Linked DNA regions of Homo sapiens: region 2 is linked to region 1. Evidence: read pairs that join two places in POLR2A ChIA-PET (ENCODE). Cell type or tissue: A673. All regions are shown on one strand. Links, peaks and the distances in the headings refer to the core of each region. The heading gives the core; the rest is flanking DNA. Region 1 overlaps DCAF5 (DDB1 and CUL4 associated factor 5). Region 2 overlaps ERH (ERH mRNA splicing and mitosis factor).

Region 1 (4,000 bases), core at 1-4,000:
GACCCAAAGTTTAAGACAGATCAATGGATTTTAATGTAACAATGTAACAGGCTACGAGAAATTATTCGATATGGTTTTATATTCTACATTGCAACTAATCTTTAAGAAACTTCTACTTGTTTTGGTACAGTATTAAGGAAGAATATACAGTTATCTAAGACATTAACATGCTCTTCCCTTTTATAAAAACTGATGTGTAAAACTTTTTTTTTTTTTTTTTTTGGATACAGGGTCCTACTCTGTCACCCAGGCTGGAGTGCAGTGGGGCAGTCATAGCTCACTGCAGCCTCAACCTCCCATGCTTAAGTGATCCTCCTACCTCAGCCTCCAGAGTAGTTGAGACTACAGGTGCACATCACCATGCCTGGCTAATTGTTTTCTTTTTTGTAGAGACAGGGTCTTGCTATGTTGCCCAAGCTGGTCTTGAACTCCTGGACTAGAGCAATCCTCCTGCCTCAGCCTCCCAAAGTGCTAGGATTACAGGCATGAGCCACAGCACCCAGCCTATAATTTTCTTTATATACTTCAGCTAAACCAATATTTTGCAAGATTAAATGTGAATGCCTTTTATTATGACAGATACACACAGATTTGAGAAAATGTAACAATGACACTCTTCTCGCTATTTTTTTTTAATTTTGGAAAATATACTGTTTTTACTATTTAATGTTTTTTCACTTATGAAAACTAATATTTTTTCAGTTTGAGAACTGTTACTTTAGGACAGTGGTTTTCAACCCAGATGATGTTTCCCCTCAGGGAAAATCACCCTTGACAATATGTGACATTTTTGGTTGTCACAACTGGAAAGATGCTAATGGCATACACTGGGTAGAGGCCAGGGATGTTCCTAAATATCCTATAGTGCACAGGACAGCTCCTCATAACAAAGACTTATCCAGCCCAAAATGTCGGTAATGTTCAGGTGGAGAAACCCTGCTTTAAAAGAATATGCAACGAAATATGAAAAAATATTAAGTTTTAAAATATTAATCTTAATATTACAAAATACCAGAGGTGGCCTACTTTCAATTATATGTTTAATGTATGTATACTAAATGTGTATCAAAAAGGCTACATGTTCCAAATATTAACAATGGTCATCCTGAATAAGTGGAATTACTTCTTTTTTCCTTTAAATATCTATTTTCCAAATTTCCTATAATTAATACATAATAGTTGTTTAAATTATGAATGGGTGGGAGGCCTATCTTGTAAGTACCATATGCTGATGACTTGTATGATTTCAACAGGCAATTTTCCATAGTAAAGTATGGAATTAGTGACACGTCAAAGAATAAAAGTTCCTCAAATAGAGCTGGGGGACACTAAAAACGGGTTCTTAGGCCCTCAAAACCAGTAAGGAAAGTTATTAAGTTAGTGGATGATGCATTGCCAGGTACTTCCAGATCACAAATTTTCTTCATCTCCAGCCTTACCTCTTCTGCCATAGAGAACTAACCTGGACAATATGCTCTCCTGATTATATCACAAATACGCTCCATCCATTCTATGAGCAATTTCTGATTATTCTTTTTTTTAGTTTTGTACATAAGAACACTGCCTGCCTGGACTTTTGCAAAATTCCTTGTATACACAAAATTAACAACATAATAAAGCTTTCTTGTCTCTTCTTTGGCAATTCTAAAAAGACTGAATCAGTGAAGGCCCTAACACTTCTAGGAATGCACACTACACCCAGCCACCCACCAGCAGATGTAAACAGAGATGTCAACCCTGAGACTAAATCAGGGGCTAGCTGCCAAACACTCAAACTTCACTTGTTTCTTGCCAGTACAGTAAGCCCCTTTGCCCATGATTTCACTTTCTAGTTTCAGTTACCATTAGTCAACCAGGGTCCGAAAATATTACAGTCAAGATATTTTGAGAGACAGAGACCACATTCACATAACTTTTATTACAGTATAATATTATAATTGTTCTACTTTATTACTATTGTTGTTAATGTATTACTGTGCCTAACTTATAAATTAAATTTTACCATAGGTATGTATACATAAGACAAAACATAGTATACATAGGGTTCAGTACCATCTGCAGTTGCAGGCATCCACTGCGGGGCTTGAAACTCATCCCCCACAGATGAGGGGGGACTACTGTATGTCTAAGGCAAAGCACACACTTGAGTCATCTGTGGCAGCAAGTGATATAAATGAGGTATCTGTGCTAAGCCATCAACATAGTCAAGACACCTATTTAAAAAAAAAAAAGGAACATAGCAATCCTCAAAGGTTCCAATTAGTCACTTAGCTTTAACTTGTAACACCAAGATACAACTGGAATTTAGATACAAGACTTGAATGGAAATTCAGCATGGGGGAAGTTGTGTAACAAGATTTTGACAGGCATCTGGATTTGCAAAGAATTCCTCCTCCTGAGTAATGTTCTTGGAAGGAAACAAAGACTTTCCAAAGTACGGAAGTATAGCTCAGCAGGCTAAGAATTAAAACTGGAGACTCAACCAGAGTGACAGTTGGCCTCCACCCTGGAAAATCTCTACCTACTCATCTGTAAAATAATAGGGCATCACCAATTTAATCAAAACCATGTTCAGGGGCAATGAAACTGCAGATACAATGTACTGGCAGAGTAAGCCACTTAGGAGTTTAACACTTTACTTGAGCAAGTCCTTTTTAAATGCAGAACCTCATGACTTTCCCTATTGAGGGAAAAGGTCAGAAGACCCAGAGTTTAATCCTGATTGTACTACTCACTAGTTGTAACCTACTGAGCAAATCATTTTACCTCTTTGCTCCTTTGTTTACTTAGATGTAAAATTAAAGACTTCTATTAGACGATCATTAGTCCTTTCCAGCAACAAAATTCTGTAATTCTACAGAGACATCAGAAGCCTAAGATCACAAATGAGAGTGGTGAAAACAGGACTCCAACCAGATCACTTAAACATTTCACAACATGAAAGACATTCTAGGGCCAGGCACAGTGGCTCATACCTGTAATCCCAGCACTCTGGGAAGTTGAGGTGGGTGGATTGTTTGAGCCCAAGAGTTCAAAGTCAGCCTGGGCAACATGGTAAGACCCCGTCTTTAGAAAAAATAAATTTAAAAAATTAGTCAGGTGTGATGGCACGTGCTTGTAGTCCCAGCTACTCCAGAGGTTGAGGTGGGAGGATCACTTGAGCCAAGGAGGCAGAGGCTGCAGTAAGCTGTGATCACACCACTGTACCCCAGCCTGGGCAACAGAGTATAATCCTGTCTCAAAAAAGGAAAGAAACAGAGAGAGAGAGAAAGAAGAAAAAAAGAAAGACAGTCTGGCCAGGTGCAGTGGTTCACACTTGTAATCCCAACACTTTGGGAGGCAGGGTGGGAAGATCGCTTGAGGCCAGGAGTTCAAGACCAGCCTGGGCAACATAGAGACCTTGTCTCTACGAAAAAATTAAAAATTAGCTGGACGTGGTGATGCACACATAGGTGTACATCACCTATGTGTCCTAGCTACTTGGGAGGCTGAGGCAGGAGGATCAATTAAGCTTAGGAGGTCGAAGCTTCAGTTAGCTATGATCATGCCACTGCACTTTAGCCTGACCCACAGAGCAAGATTCTGTCTCACAAGAAAGAAAAGAAAAAAAGAGAAAAGGAGGCTTGGGCATGGTGCCTCATATCTGTAATCCCAGTACTTTGGGAGGCTGAGGCAGGTGAATCACTTGAGGCCAGGAGTTCAAGACCAGCTTGACCAACATGGTGAGACCCCGTCTCTACTAAAAACACGAAAAAATTAGCTGGGTGTAGTGACACATGCCTACAATCCCAGCTACTCAGGAGGCTGAGGCAGGGGAATGGCTTGAACCCAGGAGGTGGCGACTGCAGTGAGTGAGATCACACCACTGCACTCCAGCCTGTTAGCACCACTGACAGAGTGAATAAGACCCTGTCTCAAAAAAAAAAAAAAGAAAGAAAAGGAGAAGGAAGGAAGGGAAGGAGGGAGGAAGGGAGGGAAAGGGAAAGAAAGGAGAAAGAAA
Region 2 (17,232 bases), core at 12,275-16,274, 250 kb after region 1:
TTGAAATGGAGTCTTGCTCTGTTGCCCAGGCTGGAGTGCAGTGATGCGATCTCGGCTCACTGCAACCTCCACCTCCCAGGTTCAAGAGATTCTTCTGCCTCAGCCTCCCGAGTAGCTGGGATTACAGGCGCATGCCACCATGCCTGGGATCTTCAGCCTTTTCTAAGAAGGAAAGAAGTAATTTCTCAATCCAAGTACCTGAAAAGATTCAGAGGGCCTGGCTTAAGAGAAGCAAGGGTATCAAGGATACGTTGAGGTATCAAGCAGGACTTTGATCTCTAATCAACTTCATTCTAATAAGCATTTGTCCTCAACAGCCTTTCAGTACCTGCACCTTCAAATCTTTTCCTAACACTCTGCAAGAAACATGAGGTTTCCTGCCCTCTGTCATTATACCTGCAACCTCCCATTGGGATTTGCAAAATAATTGGGATGAGCATTGTGGTAATCCTTCCTGGAGTTGCATTGTAGGTGGAAGTTGGTGACCATACTTCTAACAGGTCTCTGAGCTCACTGACAGTGTCAAGGACAAAGTGATCTCTAGAATGGCCAGGGGCATTGCAGGGCAAGGACCCAGAACTGTGGGATACTCTTCAAACTACTCACCATGGAACAGACACTAAAAGACTCAACTATACTCTTTTTCTCCAAGGCTAGAGAGGCAATATAGTTGGCCAAGCCCAAGGGTCCTGTAACAGAGTAGGTACTCCACAACAAATGCTTGTAGGTAAAGGTGGGAGTTAGTATTACCATGACAACTCCTCCAACCCTGGGCTTCCAAGAAAGAAACCATGATCTATCCCATTTCTCTTAAATTACAGCCCACACACTTTAACTTCAAACATCTATTGACAAGAATGCAGGGCCTGTCTCAGTTAAGCGATGTCATCAGTTCTCATTAGCCTCTTCATAGTCTCTTGAAAAGCATAAAGAAAATTACCTCTGGCACAGAAAAGGCTTTTAAACCAACCTTTTCACAGTATGTCTCAAACTGAACATCCACTTAAGTGTATAATTACAAAAAAGAAAGGGTATGCTAGATATGTTGACACAGGATCTCTAAATGTAGCTGAAGGAGTTACTATTATCTTCAAAGGCAAAACATCTTTCTTAGGCTTACAAGACAAACTATGTAGTGGAGTAGACAGGAAAGCAAATCACTAAGAGATTATCTCCCTCTAAGTCTTCTTTCTCTTTTTCTTTTCTTTTTTCTTTCTCTTCTTTTTCTTTCTCTTTGTTCTTTTCTTTCTCTCTCTCTTTCTCTCTTTCCTTTTTCTTTTTTGACACAGGGTCTCAATCTGTTGCCCAGGCTGGAGTGCAGTGGCACAATCTCGGCTTGGCTCACTGCAGCTGTGACCTCCTGGGCTTAAGCAATCCTCCCACCTCAGCCTCCTGCATAGCTGGGACTACAGGTATATGCCACCACACCCAGCTAATTTTTGCATTTTTTGTAGAGATGAGGTTTTGCCACGTTGCCCAGGCTGGTCTCAAATTCCTGAGCTCAAGTGATCTGCCCGCCTCAGCCTCCCAATGTGCTGGGATTACAGGCGTGAGCCACTGTGCCTGGCCCTCCTCTAAGGTATCACTGAAATTCCCCTCAGACCATCATCTAGCTTCTTTCAACTTCTCCATCTTTCAAGTGCCCTCATGATTTCAGCCTCTCAGCCCCTCCTATCTCCTAGCCCATCATTCACTTGCCTTAATGTCTAGCCTAGAGTGTGAGTAGTCTTTCAGTGTTATGCTTGTTACTTACTTATGATTCCTTGTCCACTTAACACTCCCCCAGCACTCCCTCCCATAAAAATGTTATACTGCTTCATGTACTAAAGTTTATGCTCTTCTCTATCCCTACTGCCTAAGATCATTCTTGTTCATCTTTGTTGCCATTTATGTGCCTTGTTCTGTTTAGTCAGATTCTATCACTATTTACTGTTCACCTACTATATACCAGGCATTTTCCTATGCTACCTCATGAAAAGCAGTATGTGTAGGATGTCTTGCTAGTCAAAGTGTGGTTACCTGGAAGTTTGTTAAAATTGTAGACTGTGAGTCCACCACAGACCAACCAAATAAAAATCTGCTCAAGATACTCAGGTGTGCAACATTTTGAACAGTAGTGGTATATTGCACATTGGAATATCCCGAGGTTTTTAATTCATGTATTTTGAAGTTCTGTCACTGAGTGATGTGTTAGTCTATTTTCTGTTGCTGTAACAAAATACTTACTGGGTAATTTATAAACAATAGGAACTTATTTGGCTCACAGTTCTGGAGCCTGGAAGTCCAAGAGCATGGCACTGGCACCTTGCAAGGGCCTTCATGTCATCCCATGGTGGAAGGCAGAAAGCAAGAAAGAGAGCAAGAAAGAGAGCAGGGGGACTGAACTCACTTTTATGACAAGACCACTCATGATAACTAACTCACTCCTGCGGAAATGACATTAATTTATTCATAAGGCTCATACCCTCATGACCCAATCAACTCTTATTAGGCCTTACTTCCAACACTGTTGAATTTGGGATTAAGTTTCCAACACATAAACTTTGGGAGACACATGCAAACGACAGCAGGTGCACGTATTTTTAGGATTGTTATGTCTCTTGATGAAGCTACACTTTTATCATTACAAAGCATCCCCCTTCATCCCTGGTAATATTCCTTGTTATGAAGTCTCCTTGCCTTATATTAAGTATGGCCACTCCTGCTTCTAATGCTTAGTGTTTGCATGACATACTTTCCGCATCCTTTTCACTTTTATTGTATCTGTGTCTTAACATGTAAAGTGGATTTCTTATAGACCACATATAGTGGTGTCTTGCTTCATGATCCAGTCTGACAATCCGAGTCTTTTCATTGAAATGTTTAGACCATTTACATTTAATGAAATTATTAATGACTGGGTCTAAATTTACCATATTGCTGTTTGTTATCTATTTTCCCACCTATTCTTTGTTCTGGGGTCCTGGCACACAGTAAAACAAAAGCCTCCACAACAAAAGCCTGTAGATGAAGGTGGGAGTTAACATTACCATGGCAACTCCTCCAACCGCAGGTTTCCACATTATCCTGATATCCTATCTTCTTTTGGATTCTTTTTTTTTAAAGTGATTTCTCTAGGGTTTACAAATAGAGATCTTTATTTTATTGTGAGACAAGTTCTCACTCTGTTACCCATGCTGGAGTGCAATCATAGCTCACTGAAGCCGTGAACTTCTGGGCCTGAGTGATCCTCTTGCCTCAGTCTCCTGAGTAGTTAGGACTACAGGCACATGCCACCACATCTGGCTAATGTTTAAATTTTTATTTCGTAGAGACAGGGTCTTGCTATGTTGCTCAACTGCAGTCTAGAATTCCTGGCATCAAGTGATCCTCCTGCCTTGGCCTCCCAAAGTGCTGAGATTATTGGCATTAGCCACCATGCTTGGCCCTCAAATAGACATCTTTAACTTTTCAGTCTACCGTCGACGTTAAAAAACATTTCAACCATGTATTCCATTTCCCCCTATTGTCCTTTACACTATTGTTGTCATACTTTTTATTTTTGAGATACTGTCTCACTCTGCTATCCAGGCTGGAGTACAGTGACGTGATCATAGCTCACTGCAGCCTCCAACTCTTGGGCTCATTTGATCCTCCTGCCTTGGCCTCCCAAAGTGCTGGGATTACAGGTGTGAGCCACCACACCTGGCCTAAGATCCATTTTTAAACTTTGCTATGGTAAATCCATAGTAGCCTTAATTTAAGGGACCACTGGTCTTATTACAAATTTTAACACTTTTGGAGGCTTCAGTGAATCCCTTAGTTGGTGACACAGGACTCTAGTGGTCAGATTATGTTTCCTCACCCTGTATGAGCTCTGAGAATTGTTCTTCTGACTCCCCATTCTATGCCCAGCCTCCTTTCCTCCAAGATAGTAATTCATTTTACTCATTTAATGAGTTAAGACCATTTAACACAAACTCTTTCAACTTTCCATGTCACTTTTTCTTCTGAGGTTAATCATTCCATCAGTATCCTGTTTAGTAATACATTGCACCATTATGTTTCCTCAGGAACAGAGCTAGAAAGTTAACCCAAGGTAACCACTTAGGGCCATGCTTCTCATAAGCAATCTGGTCTAGTAATACATTGCACCATTATGTAATACACTGACTCATGGTCAACTTGGGTTAACATTGTAGCTCTGTTCCTGAGGAAACACAATGGTGCAATGTATTACTAGACAAGACTGCTTATGAGAAACATGGCCCTTATGTGATAAATTACACCTAGACTGGGAGAAACAATGAATACCTGATGGGAAGACATGGCCTTGTGTTTCTCTGAATACAATGACTTGTAAATGCGGCATGCTCCTTGCAGGGACCTAGAAACTATGTCCATGAAGCTATTACAAGAGTTAGTGGCTCTTGTTGTACATGAAGCTTCTAAGTTGGGGTAGCTCTTGCACTTACCTAAGTCTTATCTCTTGCATCTGAGCTACTGTGTGTTTCCGTGTGTTCGGAGGATAATTCTTGGATGGCTGTGTGAACTGCCATGAGGAATACTCCCGTGGAAGAGAAACACTTGATGATGCTGGGCTGGCAAGCTGTTTTCTGTGTCCCCTGTGCTTTTGATTAAATTGGTGCCAAGTAAGACCTCTTCAGGTCTTGTGAATCCAAATATTTGATTGAGTCTAAAAAGGTCCCTTTGACAAGAATTAGAGGTCCATTATTTAGCACAGCTATTCATATTATGGGGCTCCCCTTCAAGGTCTTTGAGGTTAAAACCTTGTCTTTTTCATCTAGCAAAATTTTGGTATTGCTTTGTGATCTGGTGAATCACTTAGGCAATCTAAATTTTTATTTTTATTTTTACCATTAATAGAGATATAATTATTTCCTATCTCAAAGGGTTGCTGTGATGATAAATATGTAGAAATATTTCCTAGGCAGTAAAATGCTATGTCTAAGTGGCAATACTAGTATCATTATGCTAACATATAAATTAATATTTCTTCCAAAAGTATCCTTAGGTTGGGTGCAGTGGTTTATGCCTGTAATCCCAACACTTTGGGAGGCCAAGGCAGGTGGATCACTTGAGTCCAGGATCTCAAGACCAGCCTGGGCAACATAAGGAGACCTCATCTCTACAAAAAATAATTTAAACAATTAGCTGGCCATGGTGGTGTGCACCTGTAATCCCAGCTACACAGGAGGCTAAGGTGGATCACCTGAGCCTGGGAGATTGAGGCTGCAGTGAGGCATGATTGCACCACTGCACTACAGCCTGGGTGATAGAGTGAGACTGTCTCAAAAAAAAAAAAAAAAAAAAAAAAAAAAAAAGAACATGAACATAAAAGTATCCTTACAAATATAGTAACATTAATCAATTTATGTATCAATCCTGATTTTCATTCCAACCTTCAAATGATTAGTTAAAACAATTTGATAAAGGAAGACCATCCTGATGTAAAGTTGACAATCATACTGAGAAAACTACCCTGTCCTCTCTCCCCCAACCCAGCCTGGTCTGCTTTTAGGACAGTACAAAATTATTTGCTCATCCCTTAAGTCCCTCTCTTGCTGAAAGTAAAACAGTTCACTACTACTTCTGTCCCAACAATGGGAGTTAAGACACATAACCTGTTTGAGCATTTAGTAAGTTGCTGGAAATATATTAAGCCAGAGAACTGGAAGGGAAGTGAGATCGTTGAACTCTTTTTATACTCCTGGGACCTCTTAAATCAAGCACTACAGGACAGAAATGGCCATTATCAAGAAATATTTTAGAAATTCTCAGGTATATAAATTTAGATTATAAATCTGGATTAGAGAATCGGAAATTGTATAATCTGTCTGGGAGGTTTCACCTTTATGTAGCAGTATAAAATATCACTTAATAAGCGGAAATCAAACCTGTTTTACTTGTGGTTGGGGAAAGGCCAATCAACCAACACTCTAAATCTCTAACACAAGGACAGTGGTTGTACCTAGGCCAAACCACAGAAACTTTCATTGCACATTTCACCTTCACAAAAAGGCTACTTTAGGCTCTTTTTCTGTGTATTATGGGACATAGACAAATGTTTCTTTGTATTTATTCCAGTTCTAGTCTTCCTTAAGCTTTTAATGATTCCAAACACTGCTCCCCTTCTTTTTGTTCTCATCACTCAACATCTAGAACCCAGATACTTTCTCACATTCCTTTCTCATATTTTCCTCTGTAAGCCCAACACCAGAAATGGTACTATATCTGAGAATCAAGGGAACTCATTCCCTTCAGATCTGCTCTAGAGTATTTAAAAAATAAATTAATAAATAAATAAAGCCAAAGATCCTCTATTTGTTAAAGAAATAAAACTATTTTAGCAGGACAGGCCAAATGAAAAACAGGACAATCAGATTACTTTTGGATCTATTTCTTTTTGTGTGAGATTATTTTAGCTTTATTTATTTTTTTTTTGAGACAGAGTCTCTGTCACCCAAGCTGGAGTGCAGTGGTGCAATCTCGGCTCACTCACTGCAACCTCTGTCTCCCTGGTTCAAGGGATCCTCCTGCCTCAGCCTCCTAAGTAGCTGGGATAGTACAAGCGTGTGCCACCATGCCCGGCTACTTTTTGTATTTTTAGTGGAGACAGGGTTTCACCATGCTGGTCAGGCTGGTCTTGAACTCCTGACCTCAAATAATCTGTCCACCTCAACCTCCCAAAGTGCTGGGATTATAGGCGTGAGCCACCGCACCCGGCCTATTTTAGCTTTAAAATTTGGTTGGTTTCACAGTGAAACATTAACTACAACTCTACTTAATTTTGTCAGGTACCCTAAAATTCTAATAATCTCTTGGTACAGTGATAACATTTCATTAACCAGATTATTCTATAGAAAAACTGAGCACATATGAGTATGTTCTAGGTAAAATTTTGTCTTGCATAAAACAACAAAAAAAATAGTTAAGGCCCTAATGTGCAAGTAGAGGCAGGAACAGGGGGATATTAAACCAATCATGAGCCTTCCAAAAAACTTTCAATCTTATGCTGTGTCAAGATATCACTGGCTGTTGGTAAAGTGCTAATAGCAGAATCAGAGAGTGCTCATGTACTTGCTGATTGAAAATACATGATTGACATGATTGGAAGTACACTCCAGCTTGGGTACAGAGTGAGACTGTCTCAAAAAAACAACAACAAAAAAGAGACAAGACTATCTTACACTTTTTTGTGGTTTTTCCCTTGCCCTTATAGCTTCCCTACAGTAGTGGGTAACTAGTATCCAACTGAAGGCTCTGAAAAGGGCACAAAGACCTCCTAGAAAGAGTACTTCATCTGATCAACACTAAGAAGTTCATCTGTCTGCTGCTGCTGCTGCGGACAAGCTTTATCACCAGAAAGTCATTTATAACGTTTGCGTCAATAGTAGGTACAAACCTTGGAGCTATAATTAAGATTCATTTAATTATGCTGGAAAAGTGAGGTAAAAGTGTTATTAGCTTCACAGCAAAATGTGTTGCGCACTACTTAAACTTTCTTCAAATTCTTTGTGTAGCAGCTATTGGTTTTTAAACTTAAAATGAAAAAATGCTTTGCAAGAAAATTCAATGTTCAAAGACAAAAAAAAAAAAAGCACTCAGGGAGAAAATATAACTAAAGGACATTTATTTATTTTTACCAAGACTTTATCTTGAGGACATGGCTAAACTGCATTTCCACCCCCCACCCCATCTTGAAGAAGGGTTAGTATGTGAATGTTATAAAGTAGATATGAACAGTTGAAGGACTGGAACCAACATTAAGTGACGAAGAACAACTTCCATCTAAATCATCATAAAAATGTTTAAGTAAAAAAAAAAAAAGAAAGAGAAAGAAAAAGAGGAGGTAACGGGGGTTTCCGATTGAACAAGATCCTCACATTTCATCTAATACAGTCAATCTTGGCTAGAGTATAACAAAGTGGAAACAGGATTACTATGATACAAAACTTCCACTACAGCACGCTGTACACACCTGTGTTCCAAGCCCACCCCAACCCCCCCAGTGCTTCCAACACAATTATTTCCCAGCCTGTTGGGCCTGCCGACGAAGGAGCACGTAGATCTTCTCTTTAATCCAGTCTTTGTTATAAGGCTGGTATGTCTGGGTATCAGCTCGGTAACTGAGGAGAGAAAGGGAATAAGCAAAGTCACAGTGGTCAATCACTGCCAGGTGTTTAAATCCCCAAATTATAACTGCCCAATGATGGCATAGATGTGCACATTTCCAAAAATGAACTTAATGAAAAGCTGAAAGAGCTACTTACACAGTCGTTGAATTTTAAGTGACATGAACTTTATATCACCTAGTACAATCTTATAGTGGAAAAAGAAAACATGACTTAGAATTTTTAAGTTAAATGCCCAATATGTTACATATCTACTTCTTGACAGAGTATGACCAGAAACCATGTGTTCTTCCTCCTACATAGTTTCTATTTTTATGGTTCCTTTAGTGATTAAAAAACAACAACAAAAAAATTGGCTGGGTGCAGTGGCTCATGCCTGTAATCCCAGCACTTTGGGAGGCTGAGGCGGGTGATCACTTGAGGTCAGGAGTTCAAGACTAGCCTGGCCAACATGGTGAAACCTTGTCTCTACTAAAATACAAAAATTAGCTGGGCATGGTGGTGCACGCCTGTAGTCCTGCCTACTCAGGAGGCTGAGGCAAGGGAATTGCTTCAACCGGTGGAGGATGCAGTGAGCCGAGATCGTGCCACTGCACTCCTGTGAGTGAGACTCCATCTCAAAAAAACAAAAACAACAATACTAGAACAAACTTTAGATTTGCAATGTTTATTCTGAATTAACTAAAAAACCTTTAAAAAACATGTACTGGCAACAAAGATTTCTTGCTAATTTCCTTCCCCCTGTAAAGTATTAAGGAAATCTTAAACCTATATTTTAGGATTTGCTTTTTAAAATAAATAATGCTAGAGGCCTATGGAGAAGAATTATCAGAAGATACAGTAAGCTCCAAAATATCTCTAATCAGAACGAAAAGGAGTACACAGACTAGCATTAGCAGTAAAACTCCAATGGGACTGTGAGTAGTATCTAGTAAGATGTCACAGAGTACTGGGTGTCGCTTTAAATTCTTATCTGAATTAACTCATTTTTACAACCCTGTGAGTAGGTACAATTATCCTCACTTCCCACCACCCCCACCACCGACCCCTGCTTTTTTTTGAGACAGAATCTCACTCTGTAACTCAGTCTGGAGTGCAGTGGTGCCATCTTGGCTCACTGCAACCTCTGCCACCTGGGTTCACATGATTCTCCTGCCTCAGCCTCCTGAGTAGGTAAGACTATAGGTGTGTGCCACCACGTCCAGCTAATGTTTTGTATTTTTAGTAGAGACCAGGTTTCACTATGTTGGCCAGGTTGGTCTTGAACTCCTGACCCTCAAGTGATCCAGCCGCCTCGGCCGCCCAAAGTGCTGGGATTACAGGCGTGAGCCACCGCACCTGGCCTCCTTTTTCATAAATGAGAAACCAAGGCTTTAAAAAGTGAAGCAAGTTATTAGCTAGGTAATGCTGGACTGGAGATAGATTTTAAATACTCCTGACTCCAGAGTCCTCACTGTTAATCACTAAGTTAGAAACCTAAACTACAATTTTTGGCAAGGGAAATAAATTCCAAAGTAGGAATGCTTTATACAATTAACATCATATTCTTCCTCTGAACAGTAAGGTCACAATCTGGTTTATTAAAAATGTACAAGATTCCCATTTTTAAAAATGCTTAACCAAATTTAAAAATTCTAAAATTTAATTTTTTCTGAAAACTCTTTGTCCATGCTTCCTAATTAAATAAGCTCTAAGCTAGTCTACTGCAAAATGTAGCAGAAGAGACTATAACATTTATATTAACACTGGAAAATAACTTAAAAAGGAACAAAATTTCTCACAATTATCATATCTGGGTGGGACAGGCTTTGTTTATACCATTCCCCCCAACAAAAATCACTCTGGTTTGTGAACATTAAGGAATCCATCAACTTGCATGCAATTTTCCAACTCATCAAATAGTAGGCCAGGTGCCAGTGGCTCATGCCTGTAATCCCAGCACTTTGGGAGGCTGAGGCAGGCGGGCCACAATGTCAAGAGATCAAGACCATCCTGACCAACATTGTGAAACCCCGTCTCCACCAAAAAAAAAAAATACAAAAATTAGCTGGGCGTGGTGGCGCGCACCTGTAGTCCCAGCTACTCGGGAGGCTGAGGCAGGAGAATCGCTTGAACCCTGGCGACAGTGCAAGACTCTATCTCCAAAAGAAAAAAAAAAAAAAAGCAATAATGCCTTCTTTATGGAAAGCTGTGTGTCGATGGCTGTTAACTGGCACTTGAAAATGAGACAATTAAATGTTAAATACTTTAATAAAATGCCTAGTCATTGGCACAGATGAATCTTTTAACCTATTGTTATGGTCAATGAATGTAGGTTTATATAAGAACAGAAGCTGTGGGTCTGGGCAGTGAAATCAGAAATGTCTTCAGTGATAACTTCTCTTACTGATCAGGAATACCTCTTGTCATTATAATAACTGACAGTTTAAATGTTCTTTATGTCTCTAAGCAAACAAGAAAATACTGCATAATCAAAAGGGCATTATTTTCATCTTACAAAAAGCTTATTTAAAAAACATACAGATCAGAAAACTGGAAAAATCTGACTCTGACTTTAAGTATACGAAATACAAATTTTCATGCCTACATTTTATTATTAATGCATGGTCAGTTTGCTCTGGGTTTAGTCATGTTACAAAGTAGAATCTTATTTATTCCATTTCCACCTACGCTGTTTAAAAAGAATTAATTTAAAAAAGTCCTAGGTCACTGCCATGTAAATTTAATAGAAACTATGAGCACACAACCATCTACAAACCAAAAACGGACCCAGTCTCTGGTCTGAGGAGTAACGGCCCAAATCACAGGATGTGCTGTGGCAGTGGGTTACCTCTTTGGAAACAATACCTTATTTCTCCTGAATATTCAAAGAACAAAAAGGACATAACCAAAGTCACCTGGGGAAAATAGTTTTAAATCCTAAATTTGATTCTGAAAGTTTTTCAGAGGCCAAAAAATTTTCAACATTAGAAACAAACAAATAGTTACAGGTTTTCAAGCTATGATAATTTACGGTTTTTAACACTCTGAAACTACTAAAAAACCATAAATTATCATTAACCTCTCTTCTATATTTCTGGAAATACTGTAGGTGGGAAGAATTATCTAGGTAATAATTAAAGCTTTCCCCCTATGTTGCTTTAATATAGCAAATATTGTATTAAAAATCAGTTTAGTATGCTAGATATGGTTTCTAGTTTACATTTTAAAGTCTAATGCAGCCGGGCACAGTTGCTCATGCCTGTAATATCACTCCTTGGGGAGGCTGAGGAAGGAGGATCACTTGAGCCCAGGAGTTTGAGACCAGCCTGGGTAATATAGCAAGACCCTGTCTCTAAAATTTTTTTTTTATAAAGTCTAGTACAAAGTTAGAAAAGTTATGTTATGTCATTAATGACATACTTGTATATCATTAACATGTCACTTGTAACTGTTTTACTCTGCTCAATTTTCATATTGTTGAAAAAACCTCAACACCTTTTAAATCTCCCTTGAAATTTATAATTTATCTCACACGTAGACATTAAAATTCATATCATTCTACTCCTGGCAAATTTAAGAACATGCTTGTAATTAAAAATAAAACTCTATCCTGACTTCTTCAATCTAGTTGAAAAGGGAGTTGCTGCATATCTAATAATGCTGTGCTCAGCAAGCACTTGATCCTCACAAGGAGTCTTATGAACTAGATTTGTCTGAATTTTACAAATTAGCAAACTAAAGTTTAGCAATACAAAGCTGCCTTGTCAAAGGGAGCTAGCAAATGGTAGACCCAGGATTCAAACCCAGCTATGTCTAATTCTGCCACTCCAGCTAGCTCTTAACCACAGCCTCCCAAGACAAGTAAAACATGATCCTTTGCTTCAAGTTTACTTCCCACTTACTGGGAGTAAGTATGACATCCCAAAAGCGTCAGGATTACATCCTGAATGTTTCAGTAAGGTTCTTTTATAAAACCATAAAGACAACCATTAATTTTTAATCAATGCAGAATATAGCTCTGTAATATAAATAAGGGAAATAGAAAATTATCAATAATTTTAGAAAGCTATTCCTCAAATAACAACACAAGTGACGTGCATTTATATAACCAATATTTACTCAGCACTAATTATGTACCAGAGATGCAGCAGTGAACAAACACAAAGCAACTTCTTCTTAAATTCTATCAATTAATATACACATTATTGGTAATTTCATATCCAGTGGATGATTCTGTCAACACTTAGGCCTCCCAATTCCATGAAGTCTTTTCCTCTAATGATCTCATCTCCTACCCTCTCTTGGCCAGATCCCTAGACCTTGTCATTTCCAACTACTTCAATTTCCTAATTTCAAGCATGTCATTCTCTGATCACCACTTCCTAACACTCTAATGTGAGCAATCCTTGATCCAGTGGGACCTACAATGAACTGATCTACCTCTGTTTCCAGCACCTCCTCCTACACCCCCAATTAAAGCTCATGGTCATTCAGTCGTTGCTGTTGTCCTCATATATGCCCTCAACCTTTAGCAAAATCTTTACTCTCTACCTACTCCTCACCTGTAACCATCCAGGTGAGAGAGACTAGGAAAAAAATCCCATGATCACAATGACTGATTTCACTTTAAATCACTATCAGATAGGTACTTTGGAGGACACTTAATGCATCCCTGAATTAATTGCAGTTCCCTAATTCTTTCACCTTCCTAGCTTATTTCTTACTTTTCCACAAACCTGTAACACCTGTTTCAAATGATGTCCTTGCTCCTTATCTTTCTGAGATAACTGAAGCATACAGAAGATAATTCCCCCCAGCTCCCAAATTTGCCTGTCCTCCCTTTTTTATGATTGAACTGTCCAAGAGCCAATTTGAGCTATCAGTTTCTCCTTCTCTGGTACATCATCCCATCAGCCTGCAAACTTACCATTACTTTTCCCACTTAAAAAAAAGCAATTTCTTTCTCCAGCTACAACCCCATTTTTCTGTTCTTTCAAGCAAAATTCTTTAAATAAAAAAAAGGAAAAAAAAAAAAAAAGCAAGCCTGTAATGGCCACCTATAAATCCTCTCTTTTCATTCCCTTCCATACACTGAAATCTGTAAGCATTTTACTCCTGGCACTCTACCACAACCGTTCTGGAAGTCACCAAAGACTTCCACAGTGTCAAATCCAGGGGTCAATTAAATTCTCAGTCCTCACATATCTGTCCTATCAATGATATGACACACTTCTGCATTTGGCTTCCAGGATATCATTGCTCCCTGCTCCTCCAATCTCCTAAGACACTCTCCTTCACTCATTCCTCTGCAGCCTCAAAGGCTTCCTTAATGACTTCAAACATGCTAGGCACTCCTACTTCAGGACTTCTACACTAGCTGTCCCTCATCCCCTCTGTCTGGTATGTTTTTCCTATAGATGTCTGAATGGCTTAAAGTACCATGCAACATTCATTTGAATGTTCTGAGTGATCAAAGTGAAATGGCTACAACCGGAACACAATGAAGAGGTACAGAAAACAAAACTCAAACATCCCAAGGAAATGCGTGTTTTGGAACTTTTGGGGAGACAGCATGGTGCAGCCACATTCCATGATTGGCTCCAGTGGTGATCCAGGAAGTGCCTATGAGTAAGACTTGTATATTTCTCATCACTGCTCTTTCAACTTCTAGCACAGCACCTGACATGTAATAAATATTCAAGTATCTGATGATTGAGTATTGTATCATAAGGTGCTTCCATTTTCCTCGGTTAAATGAGCTGTATTTACACTCAATTTCTGTTCGCTAATGTAAAAAAGATTAGGTAAGTCTACAGTAACACTTTATGCTCCTTGTTAGTAATTGTCAGAAGCAGATTATCAATACAAACTATAACAAATATGTTAAAAAATCTCACTCTAACATACCAAAATATACGTACTTACACAGCGTAGGATTGAAATTAAATTTCAGCTATACGCATATTTAAGTTTTTGAAATGTCATGAAAAAAAGATAATCTTAGTTTTAATCCAAAACCAATGGCTTTAAGACAAAGACTGTAAAGGAAAAAAAAAATTAGGTATAAGGAACAAAGAAGAGGCACATGGAACTTCTGAATTAGGATCCTTTCTGGATACTAACTATATCAATTAGCAAAGTTATTTTTTTCTGTGCCTTTGGCTTTATGTTGCCAATCTCTTATTTCTGTAAGAGAAATATTAATTACTATACACTATGCAAATGCAAAGATCAGTATCAGGCACATAATTAGCTCCCAATACCATAAATCACCTCAAACAGACAGAAAAGCAATAGAAAATACAAGATAAAAGACATGTTGGCTAATACTTACACCAGGCAGCTGAGGTCTGCCAGATCATCGATGAAATCAAACAACTGACTGATGTCATATGTGATAGAGGGACTGTTGGGATTCATTCTTTTCAGATGTTCTTCATACATTTTACAAACACCTAAGAAAGGATAGGAAAAAAAGCAAAATCTTACAATCGCATACACTTCTAGATATGAGCAGTGCTTATGAGCTGTGCTATATGTTGATATCATATTTACTTTAATAAAGTTGGGCTGGGGAAAAGATGATAGATTGATGGCTTTTGATTATTGCCACTAGCAAATACTTTTTTATTTTATAAATTCACCAGGTCAGGTGTAGTGGCTTACGCCTGTAATCCCAGCTCTTTGGGAGGCTGAGGCAGGAGCATCACTTGAGCCCCACAGTTTAAGACCAGCCTGCCTGGGCAACACAGGGAGACCTCATCTCTACAAAAATTAAAAAATTAGCCAGGCGTGATGGCGTGTGCTTGTGGTCCCAGCTACCTGGGAAGCTGAGGTGGGAGAATCACTTGGCTGCAGTGAGCCGTGATTGCATCACTGCACTCCAGTCTGGGCAGCTGAGAAATTCACCACAATGTTGATGTAACTATTTTGTGTCTTAATAATAAAATGATTACTTCAAACCACTGGAGCTAAGGGGCTTTAAAGACTTGCCATCTGATGGCTCAAACAAATAACACTGTGGGTCTTAACAGGTTTTTCAGTAATTCTTCCTAAAGCCACAGAGCAAAAAAAAAAAAAAAATTGGCAACAAGGAAAGAGATTATCCTAATGTATATTTAAGATCCTAGACTAGGCCGGGCACAGTGGCTCACGCCTGTAATCCCAGCACTTTGGGAGGCCAAGGCGGGCGGATCACGAGGTCAGGAGATAGAGACCATCCTGGCCAACACAGTGAAACCCTGTCTCTACTAAAAAAATACAAAAAATTAGCCAGGCATGGTGGCAGGCACCTGTAGCCCCAGCTACTCGGGAGGCTGAAGCAGGAGAATGGCATGAACCTGGGAGGTGGAGATTGCAGTGAGCCGAGATCGGCCACTGCACTCCAGCCCGGGTGACAGAGCAAGACTCTGTCTCAAACAAACAAACAAACAAAAAATCCTAGACTATGGATTCAGACAGACTTTAGTTCCAACTCTGCCCCTGTCAAACCGAGGACAAACGACGCCATTCCCTGAACCACACCTGTCAAACAGAGTTAAGAGTGCCTCTTCATAGAATTGTGAGGTTTATTTGAAATAATACACATAAAGCATTAGCACATGAACAAGGATATAAGTACTTAAATATAATAAAAAAGATAATGAGCAAAATCATTAATAGCAAGCCCACATTACTAATTATAATTAGCTATAGAGTATATTATCTATTTAGTTTTTATTCAATAATACTCTCCTTTTTTTTTTCTTTGAGATGGAGTTTTGCTCTTGTTGCCCAGGCTGGAATGCAATGATGAGATCTTGGCTCACTGCAACCTCCGCCTCCTGGGTTCAAGCGATTCTCCTGCCTCAGCCCCCCAAGTAGCTGGGATTACAGGCACCCGCCACCACACCCAGCTAACTTTTTGTATTTTTAGTAGAGACGGGGTTTTACCATGTTGGCCAGGCTGATCTTGAACTCCTGACCTCAGGTGATCAGCGTGCCTCAGCCTCCCAAAGGGCTGGGATTACAGGCTTGAGCCATCGTGCCCGGCCTGATACTCTCCTTTCTTATTCCCACAAAAGGAGAATACACCTTTTCAGTCTATTCCCGCTGTCAACTATTTTAAGACTACTATGATGAATGGCTAAGTGACATAAATGCTAGTTATCTAGAAAAAACATGTCCTATACTGTATACATAAGCCTTTTATTAGCTCCAAATTAACTTTATAAATTTCCTAATAAAAACACTATTCAACCACAGAACTATTAAACAACTATCTTAGGGCTTTTTATTGCTACTGGCATACTACATTGTGATCACAGAATATCACCCATGAGTTAATGAATGGAAAGAAAATAAAAACTAGGAAAATAAATTCGTATATGTTAAAAAGGCATTGACCCACAGTTATACTTTTTTTTTTTGAGATGGATTTTTTGCTCTTGTTGCCCAGGCTGGAGTGCATTGGCACAATCTCGGCTCACTGCAACCTCTGCCTCCCGGATTCAAGCGATTCTCTTGCCTCAGGCTCAGCCTCCCGAGTAGCTGAGATTACAGGTGTGTGCCACCACACCCGGCTAATTTTTGTATTTTTAGTAGAGACGGGGTTTTGCGATTTTGGCCAGGCTGGTCTTGAACTCTTGACCTCAGGTGATCCACCCGCGTCGGCCTCCCAAAGTGCTGGGATTACAGGCATAAGCCACCATGCCCGGCCTCCATTATACTTAATGGTTAAAGACGGGATGCTTTTCTGTTAAGATTAGGAAGAATACCAGAATATTTATTGCGCTACTTGTATTCAACATTGTACTAGAAGTTCTAGCCAGGGCAATTAGGCAAGAAAAAGAGATAACAGGCCTTCAGATTGGAAAGGAAGAAGTACAGCCATCATTATTTGCAGATGACATTATCTTACAGATATAAAATCCTAAGGAAACAATAAAAATCTATTAGAACTAAGAAATGAGTACAGCAAGGTTGCAGGATATAGGATTGGTATATGAAAATAAATTTTATTTCTATGCCTTAACAACAAGTCTGAAAATAAAATTAAGAAAACTCCATTTATAACAGCGTAAAAAAGAATAAAATTCTTAGAAATAAACGAAACAAAAGTAGTACAAAACGTGTA

What was found. Peaks named below come from ENCODE experiments on the same cell type or tissue, not always from the same donor. Only the 100,000 strongest peaks of a DNase experiment are listed, where the experiment ranks them.
Region 2: POLR2A ChIA-PET joins it to region 1 with 6 read pairs; 4 of 35 experiments call an interaction of 5 or more read pairs at or near these places.

What each region holds. Positions count from the first base shown.
Region 1 is chr14:69,135,911-69,139,910 of GRCh38, forward strand. The region is part of intron 1 of DCAF5 (DDB1 and CUL4 associated factor 5); the gene reads right to left. Among named protein-coding and RNA genes, the nearest start is that of DCAF5, 15 kb to the right of the region's middle. RefSeq lists a silencer at 2,042-2,336. In A673, for the core only: no CTCF peak of the experiment used is centred there; a DNase peak (open chromatin) is centred at 2,441; H3K27ac peaks cover 891 bases.
Region 2 is chr14:69,372,512-69,389,743 of GRCh38, forward strand. ERH (ERH mRNA splicing and mitosis factor) reads right to left here. Exons shown (of 4, transcript NM_004450.3): 3 at 14,452-14,572; 4 at 7,617-8,129. The coding sequence ends at 8,027. It also overlaps a transcript of GALNT16 not described here. Among named protein-coding and RNA genes, the nearest start is that of ERH, 17 kb to the right of the region's middle. In A673, for the core only: no CTCF peak of the experiment used is centred there; no DNase peak of the experiment used is centred there.